Regions from separate parts of the Homo sapiens genome. Here region 1 is linked to region 2. A link is a loop called in an ENCODE intact Hi-C map of the cell type or tissue named here. Cell type or tissue: chondrocyte. All regions are shown on one strand. Links, peaks and the distances in the headings refer to the core of each region. The heading gives the core; the rest is flanking DNA.

Region 1 (2,907 bases), core at 165-2,664, 130 kb before region 2:
TTAAAGCACCTAGGCCAGTGTCTGGCACCAAGGAAACACTGTATACCTGTTAAAATAAGAATAAAATAAAATACACATGCTCACTTATTGAGTGCCTGCTGTATGTCGGGCCCCTCCCCGAGAGAACTCTGGTGCATCCCCGATAAAGAAACCTGACCCTCTAGGATGAGGGAGGGTCTTCCCTGAGCGCCTGCTAACAGCCTCCTCTGCTAATCTGAAGTCCTGCAGCTTGCCCAGCAGGCTGGCTTGTCACACGGGCTACCCCCACAGGCCGCCATCTTGGAAAAGGCCAATGGCTGTGGAATCATTCTTGACTCCTATTAGCCTTCCTGTTCTCTCTCCCGCCCCACAGCATCCATCCTGTCAGCAAATCCTGTGGGCTCTGTCTTCAACACAGATCTAGAATTCAGCCCCTTCTCAACCTCCCCATCTCCGCAGCCTGGTGTGAGCCCTGGCACCTCTCTCTGGGGCCAGTGTGGTAGCCTCCTCACTGCTACCCACTTCTACCCGTGCCCCCACCACCCAAGCAAGAGAGGTCTTTTTTAAAGTCTCATCATGTCACTTCTTTGCTCAAAACGCTCTGGCAACTTCTTCCTTGCTCAAATATTTGTTAAAAGAAGAAAGGAATGAATGAATGAATGGCCTGTTTGCATCTGTAATAGCCAGCACATAGGCAGTACTTGGAAAACACCCACAGCAAGAATAAATGAGGAGATGGCTGGACACGGCAGCTCATGCCTGTAGCATGTTGGAAGGCCGAGGCAGGAGGTTTGCTTGAGGCCAGGAGTTTGAGGTTGCAGTGAGCTATGATTGTGCCATAGCACTCCAGCTTGGGCCACAGAGAGAGATCCCCATCTCTACAAAAATTTAAAAATTATTCGAGCATGGTGGTGTGTGCCTGTAGTCACAACTACTTGGGAGGCTAAGGCAGGAGGATCACTTGAGCCCAGGAGTTCAAGGCTGCACTGAGCCGTGACGGTGCGACTGCATTCTAGCCACAGAATGAGACCCTGTCTCTAAAGCAAAAAAGAGAAGGAGAATAAGTGAGGTACTTGAGCAAGTGGGTGAGGATGGTTGAGCCACAGCAGGCCCACAGGGAGGCTGGTGGGTGCTGTTGGTGGAGGGGGCCGATTTGTGTTCCTGGTGGCTGCAGAGCCAGTCTGTTGCCTCCCCTCCCTCCCACTGGCTGGGCTGGGGACGGAGCCAACCAGGCAGATCCCGGGCCATTCTGGGGCCCTGGCCTGGCCTGCCTTACTATCCCAGTGGGGCCACCGACGTGGCTGCCATTTCTGGAAACCCCAGTTCTAGGTAGGTTACTGTCCCAGGAAGAAGTGCATGCCTAGCTTCCTGCCAGCCCAGCCCAGCTGTCCCAGAAGCCAGAGGAAGCTCTGGGCTGGTTTCTTATAAGTAGCATGACTAACTGATTGCGCCACAGGAGCTGAGGTTTCAGGCCAGTTTCTGTCGTGGAGTTTCAGGGGTCAGCGGCTCCAAAGCCCCAGCCCCCACCCGAGGCCCCTGCTGTCCCTGGATTCCTCTCCACATGCCACCTGTCACAGAGGTGCTTGCATCCTGTCTGCAGAACCAGCCCCTCCTCCAAGCCAGGTTTCCTGCCCAGAGGGAAGAAGAGCAGAAGGCCTGTACCGCCCCCTGTGCGCCCCCAGTCCTCCGCCCCCTGCCCCCCTGCCACCCGCTGTGGGTTCGGGAAGAGTCCTGCTGGGTCGCTTCCAGGCTGCTGCTGGCTTCTGACATTTCAAGGCTTAATCACTTAATCTCCCCCGAGTTTTTTAAAAAAAGTGAGTCAAGTGTGTTCTCCTGGTGGCGGGCGTGTTTTCCCAGGCCCATGCTTCTGCTCATTTCCTGGCTGCGGCCTTCACTGACTTTGCTGCTTCCTAACTCTGTGACCTTGGCCTTGTCACTTGCTGTCTCTGGGTCTCAGGCCAATGGGTCTCAGGCCAGTGGGGCTCCCCGGACAAAGTTCCAGGGTTTTGGGGACTGCATTTCAAGGGTCAGCAACCACAGTCCTTAAACACGTGGATTTTGGAGTGACAATGCCTAGGTTATGGTTCTGTGACCACCAGCAAGTGCTCTAGCCTTTTTGTGCCTCAGTCTTCTCATCAGTAAAATGGGAATGTTAATGGCACCTACCTCATAGGGTCGTTGGGAGAACCAAATTGATTAATATATTGTAAGTACTTAGAACAGGGCCAGGCACAAAATAAGTACTGCATATACAGTTAACTATGGACAAAAGCTTGGGACCTGGTTCATGTTTAAAAATGATTATTGAGGCCAGGTGCGGTAGCTCATGCCTGTAATCCCAGCACTATGGGAGGCTGAGGCAGGCGGATCAGGAGGTCAAGAGATCGAGACCATCCTGGCCAACATGGTGAAATCCCGTTTCTACTAAAAATACAAAAATTAGCCAGGTGTGATGGCGTGCTCCTGTAGTCCCAGCTACTCAGGAGGCTGAGGCAGGAGAATCACTTGAACCCACGCGGAGGTTGCAGTGAGCTGATATCGTGCCACTGCACTCCAGACTGGTGACAAAGCTAGGCTCCATCTCAAAAAAAAAAAAAAAAAAGATTGTTGAATTTATTATTGCTGAATTTTTTTTTTTTTGAGACAGAACTTTGCTCTATTGCCCGGGCTGGAGTGCAATGGTGTGATCTCAACTCATTGCAGCCTCTGCCTCTTGGGTTCAAGCGATTCTCCTGCCTCAGCCTCTCAGCCTCCCGAGTAGCTGGGAATACAGGCACCCACCATCATGCCCGGCTAATTTTTGTATTTTTGTAGAGATGTGGTTTCACCATGTTGGTGAACTCCTGACCTCAGGTGATCCACCTGCCTCGGCCTCCCAAAGTGCTGGGATTACAGGCGTGAGCCACTGTGCCCAGCCTATTATTGCTG
Region 2 (2,905 bases), core at 406-2,905:
GTCCCCCCGCTGGAGGTGAAAGCCCCTTCCTCCCTCCTATCTGGGGATGTTGTTTGCCTGAGCCCGGCTGCTGGCCCCATGGTATGGCACAACCCTGCACAGCCCACCCAGTCCCAGGGCACCGGTGGAACCCAAGAAGGGGACTTCCGGTGGAAGATGGAGCAGTGAGCACGTGCACTGCCCCTCCCAGGAGCCCATTCCACTGACAGTAAAGGAAGCAGGCGCTTCCTTTAAACTCTCGACAGGAAAGAAAGCAGGCGCTTCCTTTAAACTCTCGACAGGAAAGAACAAGGAGAGGACTTGTCTGCCATCAGGAAACACCCACGCATTCGTGTAAGATGAGAGGATGGAGTCAAGTCTGCTCGGACGTCACCTTCTCCACTCTGGGTTGGGTCCTTTATTCAAAGTGCAACACCCCACTGCCTGGTTTTGTTTTTTCCATCACACTTATTATACCTTCTCATACATTTGTGTTATTTATCCATCATATTTACTGTCTATCGCCACTACAGCAGGGATCTAATTCTCCGCTGGGTCTCAGAGCCTAGAATAGTGCCTGGTATAGAGCAGGTGCTAAAAAATATTGAATAAGTGAATGAATGAATGAATCAATCAATGGTAGAGCAGTGACTGGCAAAGCAGTATGGAGAGAGGAGGCAACCATCTGCCCCAGACCTAGAAAGGGCACAGAATGAGGTGTGGAGATGAAAACAGGCCGCCTCCTGGGGAGTCTGTAATGAGAGCAAGAGCCCTTCCTTCATTGCTCAGACCATGGGGCAATCATAGGTCTTCCCCCTGTGTCTAAGGGTGACAAATGTGAAGGTTCTTTCAAAAATCGATGGCCCCAGGCCAGGCGTGGTGGCTCATGCCTGTAATCCCAGCACTTTGGGAGGCCGAGGTGGGTGGATCACCTGAGGGCAGGAGTTCGAGACCTGCCTGGCCAACGTGGCAAAACCCCGTCTCTACTAAAAATACAAAAATTAGCTAGGTGTGGTGGTGGGCGCCTGTAATCCCAGCTACTCTGGAGGCTGAGGCAGGAGAATCACTTGAATCCAGGAGCCGGAGGTTGCAGTGAGCCGAGATCGCACCACTACACTCCAGCCTGGGCGACAGAGTGAGACTCTGTCTCAAAGAAAAAAAAAAAATTGATGACCCCAGATAAGAAACCCTTTCATCCTACTCTTTAGGGAGTCTCCCAGCACAATGCTGGCTCCCCCCCCACCCCAAAACAAATCCCATCCCTGGAAGGCGGTGTGATGGGGAGGTCCCTGAGGCTGGCAGACTGGGAATACCAGCAGATCCGCTTTCCAGCCTCCAGCCCTGTGGACATGATTTTACCTCCTGCACCTCAGCTTCCTCATCTATGAAATGAGTATACTGATCAGGCAGACGTCTTAGGGCTATTGTGGGGCCAGAAGTTAATGTGTGTAATGTGCCCAGAACAGTGTCTGGCATCTGGCAGATGCTCAGGAAATCTTGTTGCTAGGATATCATCCATTTTATGGATAAGTCATGCCCTGCCCCAGTCAGTTCTTACTGGCCTCACCCTGGAGCCTGTATGGACCAAGAGCACCTGACATTTGGAAACCAAGGCGAAGTAATGGGAAACAGAGACGCTTGGGTGGCTGCTGCCACCTGCTGGTAAGCACTGCAATATGCAGGTGTCGGCTGAAGGCAGTGCCCGCTCGCTCTGCTGTCCAGGGGGAAAGGGCCACAGAAGTGCATCTGCCTGGCGCTTATAAAGGGGACCCTGGACAATCACCACAGCAGCCCTCTGCGGTAGAGAATACGGGCGATGAGGACAGGGTGAACTGGCAGGGGTTTGCTTAATTCAACAAAGGCTGACTTCTACCCTTTGGGTGGATGGACCTGCGTTGGGCATTGGAGGTAAGGAGGGAGACTCCACGCAGGCACATACATGCACACTCACACACACACATGCCCACACACAAATACATACATACACAGCATGTATGTGCACAGATACACACATTCGCGACTTCAAAACGTTTGTGGAGGCCGGGCGCGGTGGCTCACACCACCAACATGGAGAAACCCCGTCTCTACTAAAAATACAAAATTAGCCGGGCGTCGTTGCGCATGCCTGTAATCCCAGCTACTCGGAATCTGAGGCAGGAGAATCGCTGGAACTCGGGAGACGGAGGTTGCAGTGAGTCCAGATCACGCAATTGCACTCCAGCCTGGGCAACAAGAGCGAAACCCTGTCTCAAAAAAAAAAAAAAGAAAAGAAAAAGAAAAAGAAAAAAAAAAAGTTCATGGAAAATGAATTCAAAGATTAAAAATAAGAAACAAACTGTCTTTCTCAACATAAGTTCCATCAAGGTCAAGACACTTTGGTGGGCGATGAGACCAGCCATTCAGCCCCTCCCTGAAAAACTGAGGGTCCTGGGAATTTTACCATGGCAATGCCATCTTTTTACATTATTAACTGAAGAAAAGTGCCCTTTAAAGTTTTTTTTTTCTTTTTTAGGAAACAAAAAGAAGTCAGAAGGAGCCATATCAGGACTATAAGGTGAGTGCCTAATAATTTGTCATGGAAACGCTTGCAAAATTGCCCTTGTTTGATGAGGAGTGAGCAGGGGCATTGCTGTAGTGGAGAAGGACTCTCTGGTGAAGCTTTCCTGGGTGGTTTTCCACTAAAGCTTTGGCTACTTCCTCAAAACACTCCCATAATAGGCATGCTGATGCAGATGTGCCAGGGGGTCGGTGAGTGAGCCGTGCTGAGGGCGTGTTTTATGTTACAGGCCCGGGCTTCCCAGGGCGTGCACAGACAGATATGGATGGAAATGGGAAGAGGGAAAGTGGGAGGGGCCCTGAAGGAGAGGGGCCCACAGGCTTTAGCCAGATTTGAAATGTTGTATTTAACAGACAATGCATTCATGTA

What was found. Peaks named below come from ENCODE experiments on the same cell type or tissue, not always from the same donor. Only the 100,000 strongest peaks of a DNase experiment are listed, where the experiment ranks them.
Region 1: a loop joins it to region 2, with 2.6 times the contacts of the local background. A loop is called at or near these places in 10 of 110 quality-filtered maps.

The regions. Positions count from the first base shown.
Region 1 is chr16:27,325,643-27,328,549 of GRCh38, forward strand. All of the region lies in intron 1 of IL4R (interleukin 4 receptor), which reads left to right. Among named protein-coding and RNA genes, the nearest start is that of IL4R, 13 kb to the left of the region's middle. RefSeq lists an enhancer at 1,826-2,490. In chondrocyte, for the core only: CTCF peaks have their summits at 1,630 and 1,832; DNase peaks (open chromatin) are centred at 1,339, 1,649 and 1,849.
Region 2 is chr16:27,455,664-27,458,568 of GRCh38, forward strand. No RefSeq gene overlaps it. Among named protein-coding and RNA genes, the nearest start is that of IL21R-AS1, 3.7 kb to the left of the region's middle. RefSeq lists an enhancer at 1,389-1,438. In chondrocyte, for the core only: CTCF peaks have their summits at 1,636 (motif pointing left) and 1,878; no DNase peak of the experiment used is centred there.